Regions from separate parts of the Mus musculus genome. Here region 1 is linked to region 2. Evidence: chromatin contacts called from ENCODE POLR2A ChIA-PET data. All regions are on one chromosome and are shown on one strand. The core of a region is the stretch at or near the end of the contact, and the rest is flanking DNA. Distances in the headings are between cores, read along the strand shown. Region 1 holds the start of Fgfr3 (fibroblast growth factor receptor 3). Region 2 holds the start of Slbp (stem-loop binding protein).

Region 1 (5,683 bases), core at 2,774-5,273, 69 kb after region 2:
AACCCTGTCTCGAAAAACCAAAAAAAAAAAAAAAAAAAAAAAAAAAAAAGAATCTTTGGGCTGGTGAGATGGCTCAGCGGTTAAGAGCGCTGACTGCTCTTCCAAAGGTCCTGAGTTCAAATCCCAGCAACCACATGGTGGCTCACAACCATCGTAACGAAATCTGATGCCCTCTTCTGGAGTGTAGTGACAGCTACAGTGTACTTACATATAAAATAAATAAATATTAAAATAAATAAATAAAAATCCATTTTTTTGGTTATATTATAATGGGCAAATCAAATGTACTTTTATTTTAATCCTCAAATTATGAGAATGAAATTGAAAGGCACAAATTACCCACACACTTTCACAGTTGCATCACCATTCAAACCTGCTCCCTGTTTCTTCTTTGGGGAAAGCCGGTCAGGCCGGTCCTCTAAGACAGAGTTCTGAGCCCCTTCCCCATGGTGCTGCACTGGCTCCTGAGCCTGTGGGCACATAGTAATGGTGTTTCTCAGTAGCTGAAGGAATGGGGACTCCTAGGAAGAGACAGAGCAGCTCTAGTCTCTGAAAGTCTTTGGCCCTTCAAGTCAGGCCATGGAGTCCATTGGTGCTCAGTTTCCCTTTATCCCTGCACTCAGCCTCATGGGCAGCTGCCCCTGTTGAACCAGGCACTCTCCCCGAGTGTAACCTTAGCAGGCTCCCATGGCTCCCTCTGCCTGGGTTCCAGGCCCACTGTGGCCTATAGTAGCTGCCACCTGCCAGAAATCCCGTGGGTAAGAGGTAAGTTGTGATTTCAGGTCTGACCAGGAGAACCACCCCCAGCTCCTCTCTGCTGACAGTTTCTCACAACCATCTCACAGCCTCAGCCCTGGTCTGGCTGCGGAGGTCAGGGAAGGGCAAATCTCAGACTACCTACTGCCAGCCTGAGGGATTCCATTCCAGGACAGGCGCAGCTGGTGCCTCACCGCAGTCTCTTTCCTTGTTGCTTAGCAGCATAGGCCCCAGAAAGCGGAAGCTACTGAGCTCTGAGTCCCTGAGCTATCTATCCCTAGTACGCCTGACTTGGCCTCTGCTCTCAACTCATGTTCACTGAAGAAGGCTCCATTTATGTGAGCCTTGGAAAGCTGGTGGGTCCCCTAGCAGTGGGCAGGAGGTATAGGCATGGAAGGGGACTTGATCATTAGGAAATGCCCAGTCATCAGCACTAGCTGTTGGCAGGCTCCAACTCTTGTCCCCTGGAACTCTGTCATGGGCCAAAGAGAACCACCTCCTCAGATCCTCATTATAACAATAGCCTGGAGTTCAACTGAGGGGCTTGGGATTAAATAGTGGCCAAGTGAGAGGCAGCATCATGGAGATTTAAGGGCTGGCACCATCCTGCACTGATGACAGAATGGTGGGTGGGCTCAGCCTCATCTTGTGTAGGTCTCAGAGAAGCAGGTGAACTCCTGCTGAACCTACTGACTTGGGAAGAATCACTTCATATAAGAAAATCCCACTGAAAACAGACCATCCTTCCAGGAATTACATCCCGGTATCAAGGGCAAGGCAAGTGAGCTGCGGCTACTCGGGCTGAACACAGGGATCATGTTGACATTAGCTCCTGCAGAATCAGTGGAGTCTTAGAAATGCTATGCCCCTTTGATGTAAGGGCCACCAGACAGTGGCAGCCATGTTGGAAAGTCTATTAACACCCAGGCCATATCAGGATGTACATGATGTCAAGGGACCAGGAACTGCCAGGTGTGTAGTGGGCAGAAGGTAGCTCCCCCAAAGGCAGGTCTCTGTGCTATCTCCCGGATCCACAAATGTGACCTTATTTGGAAAAAGAGTCTTGCAAGCATAACGATGGGAAGAGGCTTGAGGTGAGACCATCTTCACTTTATGAACAACTCTAAATCCAACCACAAGTGTCCTTATGCAGGACAGGAGACGTGGGGAGGATAGAAAAGGCACAGAAGCCATGGGAAGGGAGAGGCAGAGACTAGACTGAGATGACCGTAAGCCATGGATGCCTGCAGGCCCCAGAGTTATAACAGGCAGGAAGAAGCCTACTCAGGGCCCACAGCCAGCCCAACTTGACCTCAGACTTCTGTTGTCCTGAATTGAAAAAGTAAATTTAAGACAACCAGATTTTAATCTGGAAGTCGGCTCAATACAGGAATACAAGTTGTAGCCGGGCGTGGTAGCCCACGCCTTTAATCCCAGCACTCGGGAGGCAGAGGCAGGCGGATTTCTGAGTTCAAGGTCTGCCTGGTCTACAAAGTGAGTTTCAGGACAGCCAGGGCTACAGAGAAACCCTGTCTCGAAAAACCAAAAAAAAAAAAAAAAAAAAAAAAGGAATACAAGTTGTGAATAGTTGTGAACACCACACAGCTCATTTTTAATGAAGGGGGCTGATTCCCCCCCCCCCACTGCTGCAGTTGAGCAGGGGTCTACAAGAGCTGGCCAGTGTAAGGCCACAGGGTTGGGGGAGGATCAGAGGAGTGGGAGTACCCTGCTTAGAGTCCTCTTTCCTGCATGTGTAGCCCATTGGAAAACAAGGTAGCTTGAGAGAGATGGTCTGTTGGGCCATGGGGTTCAGAGAACAACCAACACTGGCCTGAGATTCCTGACTGGGTATTTCTAACAAGGAGGTCATCTCAGAAATAAAGAAGTATTGCTGTTTGGATGGATGCTCAGCTCCCAGTTACAGAGTGTGGAGGGTTCTGATAAATCCTCCAGACGAAGGGCGTGGAAATAGGGGTCAGAGCTCACATTCTGGTTCATTTACTGATAACTAATCTGCCAATAGATTAGGGGAGAATGTCTGCTATGACCCCCTGGGGTGGCATCCTGGGAGAGGACCTGTGGGCAGCTGCCTGGGGGTGCCATGGGAACCCAGGACTGGATTCTAGCCAGTCTGCAGGGAGGGGTCCTTGGCCAGAGCAGGAGTAACAGTAGGCAGAGCTGCCCAGCTCTAGGGTGGACACACAGGGATGAGAGCATGAGGGTTCTGGGGCCAGGGCTTTCCCTGCTCAGCTATCTGGGAAAGATAAGGGTGATGAGTAAGCCAGTGAAAGGTGTTCGTAACCCACGAGCCATTCCCCCCCCCACCCCCCCCATGAGCAGTTTTAAGTTCTTCAAGCCACATACAGCCAGACTGGGCAGAAGCACTGAGCCAGGTCCCCATGTATCTGGCTCCCATAGGCTTCATCAGACCTTGTGGAACTTGTCTGAAAGTGAGACAAGGTTCCCTGCCTTGTGAGGGTAGAGAGGCCATCAGTCACAGGGTGGTTGCTGTTACAGAAGTTCTGCCAGGCAGGACCTACAGCTTGCCAGCATGATGGGGTGACCAGGCTGATCCTCCAGGGACCAGCTGTCATTGTGACACTCCCCAGATGGAATGTGTCCCACATGATGGGCGTGCTGTGCTAGGACATCCATAGGTTGGAGTTCAGGCAGCCTTAGGGTAGGGCAGGCTCCCCTGCTTTGTATCCCCAGCTCTTCTCGCTATTCCGAGAGGCTGGGTAAGTTTCTTCCAAAACCTGTGTGTTCTTGGGGAAGTGTGGACATCGTTCCTGAGCAGGATGCAGGCAGCTGGTTAGTTTGATAAATACAGCAGCGTGTCCGTCTTTTCTAGGGTGCAATCCCTGGGTCTTTCATCATGTAAACTCTGCTCCATCCTTCACTGGAAGACCTGTTCACACGTATTTGTATTTGTCTTCCTGGAACTGTCAGGCTTTGTACCTGAGGATTTAGTGCTCTTTGCACAGGGTTCATTCAGCTCAGGGGGCCAGTTCACTGTGAAGACGCCCTAACACCTAGACCCCCACCGAAGTCAACCTTCTGAGCCCTTGAGCACAGCTTTATTGGAGGGAGAAGCGTGCTGGTAGACAGTCCTGAGCTCGGCATTGCTTCAAGGGGTCGAGCGTGCGACCCTTGCCTCGCCTGCTCCGCCCCAGCTGGGCTCCCACGCCCTCTGGGACCGCCCGGCGCCCCCGCCTGACCACGCCTCTTCGGATCTCCCGCCCCCTGGCCGCCGGGGAAGGGGAGTGTTCGGGGCGTGGCGGGAGCACCCCCCAACCCCCGCCCGGGCTGCTGCGCGCCGGGCAGCCCCAGTTCAGTGCACTGTGGCAGCGGGGGTGGCGGGAGCAGCTGGCGCCGTGCGATCCACTCCGGCGGGGGGACTCAGTGGTGGGCGGCCGGCCACTGGGACAGAGGAGACCCTGGAAAAGCGGGCCGAGAGACGGAGCCGCGCGTGGTGAGTTGGGCTCTAGCGGCCGCCAGGTTAGTGTGAAGGACTCGGCTGGCACTCGGAGGTTCCGGGCGGGCTCAGAAGCAGTCAGGGGGTGAGATATGCGGGAAGTGGAGCGGTTCGTAAGTGCGGCGAGGCCGGGGCAAGGCGCGGGCTTCCCGCTCTGGAAAGTTTGCGGCTACTGCCTCCGTCCTGGGAGGGCTCTGCGGCAACCAGGGAGGGAAGGAGGAGGGAGGAACCGCGGCTGGGAGGAGGCGGCCGGCGCCAGGCAGCCCGGGAGAGAGCTAGGAGTCGGCGGGCGGGGCGGCCGGGGGTCGGGGTTCAGGAGCGAGGCCGCGCTTCCCCGCTGCCCTCCGGAGTAACTCAGTGCTCTCCTCCTGTAGTCTCCACAGAGGCGTTCTCCCACCGGCGCCGGAGCCGGGCGTGGGGGGTTGCAGCATGCCCGCGCGCGCTGCTTGAGGACGCCGCGGCCCCCGCTCTGGAGCCATGGTAGTCCCGGCCTGCGTGCTAGTGTTCTGCGTGGCGGTCGTGGCTGGAGCTACTTCCGAGCCTCCTGGTCCAGAGCAGCGAGTTGTGCGGAGAGCGGCAGGTAAGGACTGACCCAAGGTGTTCTTCTGGGGGCCGGCCCTGAATCACAGGGGCTTTGGCAATGGTGAACAGCCCTTGGGTGAGGAAGGGGCGTCGGGTTGATTAGCACCACAGGGGCTAGTGCGCCGAGGTTTGTCCCCTGCCCCGCAGATCGCTGTCAGCTCGGACGCGGCAGTTTATAGGGGTGTCTGTAGGCTGGGAGCCACCACCCAAGTGCGAGGCGTCACGTGGACCGGTGCCCGTGACGGTGGTCCCAGGCAGAGGGGCGTTGGGAAGGCGCGCGAGCTGACTTCCCACGATTCCTATTGTTGCTTCTCGAATTTGAGAGGAGGAAAAATGCCTGTTATTGATTCAGCCGTTCTCCCGGAACAGTTCTTCCTCTGCTTCAGCTAAAGGAAGGCTGGACGTTGCGGGGTGGATAGTAGTATCCCAGCCAAAGCTCAGCTTCAGGGTTTCGCATGACAAGGTGACAGCTTCAGTGCGGCTGCTCCCCTCTTATCCTGTAGGCGGCCTGAGGGGTCGGTTCCCAGGGGCGCGCACAGACTGCCCTTCAGGCCGCACGCTGGGAGATGAGGGGCGGTTGTCCCAGGATCTTGGCGCCGCCTAGGTAGTCCCGCTGGCCACCAAAGTCCGATGGGACACTTGAATGCCCTCAAACGGGGCCCGGAGGCCAAGGATGCGAAAGGGAGCCACGGTCCGCTCTGCGTCCCTTGGTTGCCCGGAGGTGCGACGCGCGCGGCCCCCGGCTGTGCCCGGTGGCAGCGTGGCAAAGCAGAGCAGCGGTCTGGCGGGAGGCCGCGCGAAGGGAGGCTTTCGCTCGGTAAGTTGTCGCCCCACCCGAGCTGAGGCCCGAACAGCCGCTCCTTTGTACCT
Region 2 (6,283 bases), core at 671-3,170:
CCCTGTCTTAAAACAAACACACACACAAACAAACCCTAACATTTATTTTCAGATAATTGGGAACATGACAGGGTCTGAAGCTTCAGCTCAATAAGGTTTTTATTTGGTTGGTTTTGTTTTGCTTTCATTGAGACAAGATAGTCTAGTCTCACTGTGTAGCAAATAAAGAACTTGAACTTCTAATTCTCCTGCCTGTAACTCCTGATCACACCTGAGATCACTGATATAAACGCTATCACCTTCCTTTAATCTACCTTAGGGCTGGCCTCTGGCCTTTCCTATACTCCCACAACTAGTCTAATGTCTTCAGAGATGTGCTGGTAATTTCACATTTTCACCTGAAAGTTTCCCCAAGGTTAACAAGATTTCCTCCCAAAATAGATCTGCCCATCCTTTGCTCCTGTTATCATGAGAAATGACTGGCATCAACAGAAATGGTCAAGGGTTTCAATCAGGCTGACTTTTCTATCCTCAATCAACATTGCCTGTGTATTCAGAAGTCACTGAGTTAAGTCACTAATTCCCTTCACTGGGCTTGGCAGCCCCATGCTTATCTTATCCTCCCTTCTAGTCAGCCATCTAGCAAACACCATAGCCCATAAAAGAAGGTATGGTCAAAATTTCTGAGATCGCTTTTCTCATCAATCACTACACAAAGGTCCCCAAAGAGAGCACTTCCCTGAAGAGTTCACATCACCAGCTTACTCTTAAGGCACTCCTGGTCTCTCTGAATTACTATTTCACTTGCTAGCCCGCCTCCATCAGGCTACCAAGGGACCTCACTGACTTAAGCACAATGCCTCAGGGAAAAAAATCTAAACACCGTGGCAAAAGCTTATCAAATGGAAGGACCCAACTACAAGTATGAATAATCTAGGACTCAATTTTGGTTTGTATCTCGCTTTCACTCAGGTAATAAAACCTAATTTCTCGCCCCAATACACATACACACACACACACACACACACACACTCACTCTCTCTCTCCCCCCCACCCCCGCCCCGGAAGCAGGGGAGGGTTGGAGGTCGAAACATTTTAACAAGATGTTCATAGTAGTAGTCCTTGACATTACTGACATTATGAGTGAAAAATATAAAGGCTGACCCACTCCGGATAAAACCAGTTTTGCTGCCACCTATCAGTCGCTGGTAAGATGCTTCTAACACTGAGCAAAACTGAAGAGAATCTCCAGAGTAAGCTAATCTACTCCACCAGCTTCGAAAACCCGAGTGCCACGGGATGAGGGTCCCCTTGGCCCGTCTCCAAACCCCCCGAGTGACCAACCCGTTTCCAAGGAGTCGGGACCCACCTTTCAGGTCGGTGGTCCGCAGTCTGGAGCTCGCCTTCCTCGGAGTCCTCGGGCTTCCGGTCCCTTCCGTCCGCTCTGCGCTTCCGTCCGAGACTCCATCTCGCAGGGGACCGCGGGCTGAGGACACAGACTGCGGTCAGTGGGCGGGGCCCCCAAGCACCGATGGTTCAGGGAACCCTTAGCTTACAGACGGCGAGAAGTCGAGGACTCGTAGACCGCATGACCCGCTTACCTCGCACCACCGTCGCGGCGACTCCCATAACCGGGTGGGCTTCTAGGTCTGCAGGCCATGGCGGCAGAAGTCTGAAGGGCAGCTCGGCGGCAAGCACTTCACTCGGCAACAGCACTGACGAGGTCTGAGCTCGCCTTGCCCAACCGCCCTTAAGTGCGCAGCGGCCCCGCCCCTCGGTAACTCCCGCGCGCGCGCGGCGAAGGGCGAAACCATGAGACGCGCACCTGCAGGGGAGTCCCTCTCAGCTCTGCGCGCCCGCCTGACGGACCCGGCTCCAACCCAAGCCTTGGGATTGCGGGCAGTCGCTAAACTACAACGCCTAATGCGGCCGTCCGAAGGGCGGGAGAAATGGAACAGCCCGACTAAGGCGGAAAGGAACTGGCGACCTCCCCCAGCCCCCACGGCCTTCCAGGAGGCTGGCGCTGTAGCAGCTGGGCCTCTGATTGGTTGCCCCTTCGCGGGCCCGAGGGATATTGGCGGGAGATTGGGCAGTGCGCGCCACTGCCTCTCAAAGTCAGGAGGTGTGGCCACGGCGAGGGCCGGCCCACCGAGATGCAGTCCAAGATCCCGACCGGCCCCTCCTACCCACCGCCACAGTAAGGCGGGAGAGCCCGCCTCTAGCTTATACCCATAGCTTTAAAACCGTACAAGCCATCCATTAACAGCCAAATAACTTAGTGGCCTCTTTTTCCCCGCAAGGCCATCTGCCCTGCCTCTGGTGCTTGAGTCTCCAGCACGCAGGCCAGGCCCCTGCAGATCCCACCTGTCCTATGTGGGCAATCATGACCCTTCCCTTAAGAGTGGATCTGGCCCAGAGCAGCGTGAGAGGGTGGGATGGTGGTAACTATGTGGAGCCATCTAAGGGCTTGTCCTTCTGAACGTACCAAGCACTGACACTGGTTTCTTATACGACTTTCTGATCTGTGACTATATTCATCTGACTTTCCCAACATCCTGCAGCCACTATGTAAAATACTGCAAAAGTTTGGTTTTACTACCAGGTTAAACAAAATGAAGTACATCACTTGAAAAGGAACACTTTATTAAATACTGTATCATTTAACTACATTTACATTTATTTGTATAAAATTAACTCTTCTGTGGTTAAAAATAACTTCAAACCACTTGGCCTCTGCTAGGCAGACAGCCCTTGAAACTGGCTGTCTCCTGGTCATACTTCAGGGACAGGCAGAACTGAGTTTGCTCTGGTAGCAAATCCCTGGGGTTAGGTGCAGTGTTGGCTGGATAAGGGGCTAGCTTGGTCTGCTACTACTGCTTTCAACAACTAAATGTAAGTGCTTCAGGACAAGTTGAAGGAGAGGTCATCCCTCTAGCAGCTACACTTTGTGTCAGAGATGGAGAGTAAAGAGCAACCTCTTCCCCACCCATCTGTACCATAGATAAGTGAGTACATCTATGTATATGTGCGTCCATCAGAACCTTAACCACTGAGGTATCCTCTCCTGATCCAAGCACCCCACAGGGGCTTGGCTAACCCTGTGCTACACCCCTGATGGGTTTCTTTCTGGATAGTCCTGTGGCTCTCTGGTCCTTGGCTCCCTAAAACCCTTTCCTAGGGTTAGGAGTATGAGCTTTTGGTCTCCCCTGGACTAGAGAAGCAGGACAAGACAACAAAAGCATTGTGGACCCTCTAAAGCATATGCAACCCTCGTGAGGAACTTGGGAAAGTACTCTGTCATACCTTCCTACCAAGAAGTGGCCCCTTGGCTAGCCACAGTCACCAGGATACCCTAGAAGAGGACTTCACACTAGAGTGGCACCCTGGTGACCCTCTCAACTGTCAGTGTCTACCCAACACCATAGGGTCTGGTTTTTAACTGAAATACAGGTATGCTATGTAATAGAATTAAGGCAAACAGGCCAAATAAAGGCTCTTGAGCCAAACTCCAATGTCTTGGGGCTTTGGAGCATCCTATGTGGCATATCAGCCCCACCTGGAGGTAAACTGGAAGAGAAGAGGCTGAAGGTCCAGGGATAGGGCATTTCCATGAGAATTTCTTCTAAAACTCTTCAACTGACCATAGATAGACTCAAGGTAGAGAGTGGCTGTAGATTAAGTGTGTGCTTTAACTAGAACCTCTTGTCAAAGTCAAAGAGCTTCAGGCACTCCCCAGAAGTGGCTAGTGGAGACACAGAACATACTGTGATGCTCAGCGTACACAGCACACATCCAGGATGCAGAAGCGGGCACGGCAAGTGGGGCAGGGCACACGGCTGGCTAGCCAAGTGTCAGGGCGCTGGGGATCCTGGCGGCTGGCAAACCACTTGCCCATGCAAGTGAGACACCACATGGGTCGGCAGTAACACTGCTGGCACTCGCCGACCGCTGGCTCCTGACAGGTCTTCACCAACTTCACGCTGGCCCGTGTTTGCATGCAGCCTATACAGGGCTCCAGCTCCTACCGAGAGGCAGTTGAAAGAAAAGGGGTTACAGAAAGGCCTACAGGATGGTCCTGGGAGGAGTTCCACCCACTCTCCCACCCGGGCCAGCCCCCACCTGGTTGCTGGGTACTGAATAGGCTGGGTTGACCTCCACATGGGAAGCAAATGTTTCTAGGAAGAGGTCCCCCAGGCTCTGGCGGATGACCACATTGGCTGCACTTCGGATTGGGGCGTGGAGCTTCTCACATAGTTCGCCATATTCTGATGAATTCAGCCTGCAAGAACCATGGCTTGATGAACTGAGACCATCTGCCCTTGGGTCCACAACCTAAAGTCATTCAGAACCAAAAGCGGGCAGGGCCAGGAAAAACAAGCCACCTCGGTGAAGGCATAGCTACTAAAGATGGATGTGAAGGCAAAATCCAGAGTCACTGGTCACGAATCCCCAGCAGGATGGACAGGAAGAGTCTGGAGCTAAAGTGCCACCAAACTACATTCCTAGGCCATCACAAGAAGGTATAGGGACAGCTCAATGACAGAGCAGAAAGAGCGACAAAAAGAAAGCAGAAGGCAAAAAAAAAAAAAAAAAAAAAACCAAACTTGAAGGAGGATGACACTAAAGGGGTCAATTGACCAATGTCATATAGGCCCCAGCAGTGCCTTAGTCTTCCTCTACCTTTAACACCTCCTAAGAAGTACATGATCCACAACCACCATGTACTTACCGAATATCAAAGGGCTGTGTGCCAGGGCTGGTGCTTGCCACACGTATAGTAAGAAGCTGCACAGGTAGGTTTGAGTCTGGCGAGAGATCATGCTGCCGTGACTCTGTCACAGTCAAGTGAACATCCTGTTGCTGAGCCACATGTACACGGTATGTGGTCACCTTCATTACCCATGTGTCTGTCACAATCACTCGGGCACCAGGTGCCCCTGTAGCAAACTTGTCAATCCGTCGGAACTCTGTGTTGATGGAAGAAGCGACAGCCTGCCAACCAGACTGTGGAAGGGCATAGAGGGCCAGGGTTTGGGCCAGTGGGTGTCGGGTCCACCTATCCCAGGACCAGTAGTAGATCAGGGTACAGGAGAGAAGGGGAAGGGTCACAGCCAGGAGAAGGAAGAGTTGCCAGGCTTCTGGGGCCTGACCTGGGGAGTAGAGCTGCTTTTCTGAGGCTGCAAAGCACATGCCCATGTAGTAGCCTGCAGAAGAAAAGACATCTCAGGGGAAGACCTGGATGCTGGGGGCTCTCCTCCTCCCATGGTAACCCATCTGAACACCACAGCGCTCTCCCTGTGCTTGGGGAAGGGAAGAGCTATTTCCTTTCTGTTGCCAGCCCTGAGCCTTGTCTTGGTAACCTAGGGCATGATTAGCTCCCAGGACACGTTGCTTTTACCCCTTCACCTCCACAGCAGGCCTGCCTCAGCTCTTAGCCAGAGCAATGGTACCTCATATTAGAGGAAAGTATTTGCAATTTACTACTATAACTTCACAGACAAAGCCAAGTAGAAATCAAATAAAATCAAAGCTGCTGGTTAGTGGTGATTCATGCTTTCTATCCCAGCACTCAGGAGGCAGAGGCAGGTGGATCTGAGGCCAGCCTCATCTACTGATCTAGTTCTGGGACAGCCATGGATACACAAAGAAAAACAAACAAATAAACAAAAATTTCCTAGAAAACCAAAAGGAAACGACTTTACATAAACTGACCACTGGCCTACTTGAGACAGTTCTTTGGGCTGTATCTTGGTATCTCAATTTTGCCTCCTCTGAGGAGGCAGAGCCAACATAGCCCATCTCAAAGCTGGGACACTGAACAAGAAAATGAGCAAGTACCCAGTGATAGGGCACCTTGCTAGAACAGAGAAACCAGTTTCAGAGCCCTGTTAACCCAACAGGGAGCAACTTGAACATCAAAATGATCTGCAGATGGTAAGGTACTGTTTGAGCAGGCTCCAATCTGCAAAAAACAATAGTAACTGTTTACTTCTAGCCAATTCACTACATGTTAAAATAACTTGTTATGTAGCAACAGAAGACAGCTCCACCGTCTGTCTGCTCTCAATATGACCTCCCTGAGTGACTTGTGCTTATTAACTTTGGGTTCCTTGTTCTGGTATGGGAGTGCCCACTGGACAGCCCTTGGTCAGGAGTCCTGCCTTAGAGCCCCACACTCTTGATATGCCTTGCAGTGTACTAACTAGGTCTCCAAACCAAACTACATGACCATGCCAACTCCATCTCCAGTTCTCCAAAGGAGTCCTCTCCACCCTCCTTCTTCTCAAAACAGATCTGAGTGTTTCTATTACCACACCTGCCTCTGCCTCTCTGGAGCCTAAGC

Evidence for each region. ChIA-PET counts read pairs that join two places held with the same protein, here RNA polymerase II (POLR2A).
Region 1: POLR2A ChIA-PET joins it to region 2 with 28 read pairs in embryonic stem cell. The contact joins the promoter of Fgfr3 here to the promoter of Slbp in region 2. POLR2A ChIA-PET finds 5 or more read pairs at or near these places in 3 of 5 experiments (Patski and embryonic stem cell).

Annotation. Positions count from the first base shown.
Region 1 is chr5:33,717,701-33,723,383 of GRCm38, forward strand. Fgfr3 (fibroblast growth factor receptor 3) reads left to right here and starts at 4,024. Exons shown (of 18, transcript NM_008010.5): 1 at 4,024-4,228; 2 at 4,606-4,811. The coding sequence starts at 4,709. RefSeq lists promoters at 3,869-4,709, 3,869-4,073 and enhancers at 4,229-4,605, 4,436-4,494.
Region 2 is chr5:33,650,654-33,656,936 of GRCm38, forward strand. Slbp (stem-loop binding protein) reads right to left here and starts at 1,921. Exons shown (of 8, transcript NM_009193.2): 1 at 1,542-1,921; 2 at 1,310-1,426. The coding sequence starts at 1,600. It overlaps Tmem129 (transmembrane protein 129), which reads right to left. Exons shown (of 4, transcript NM_026698.3): 2 at 4,670-5,144; 3 at 4,060-4,219; 4 at 2,563-3,961. The coding sequence ends at 3,713.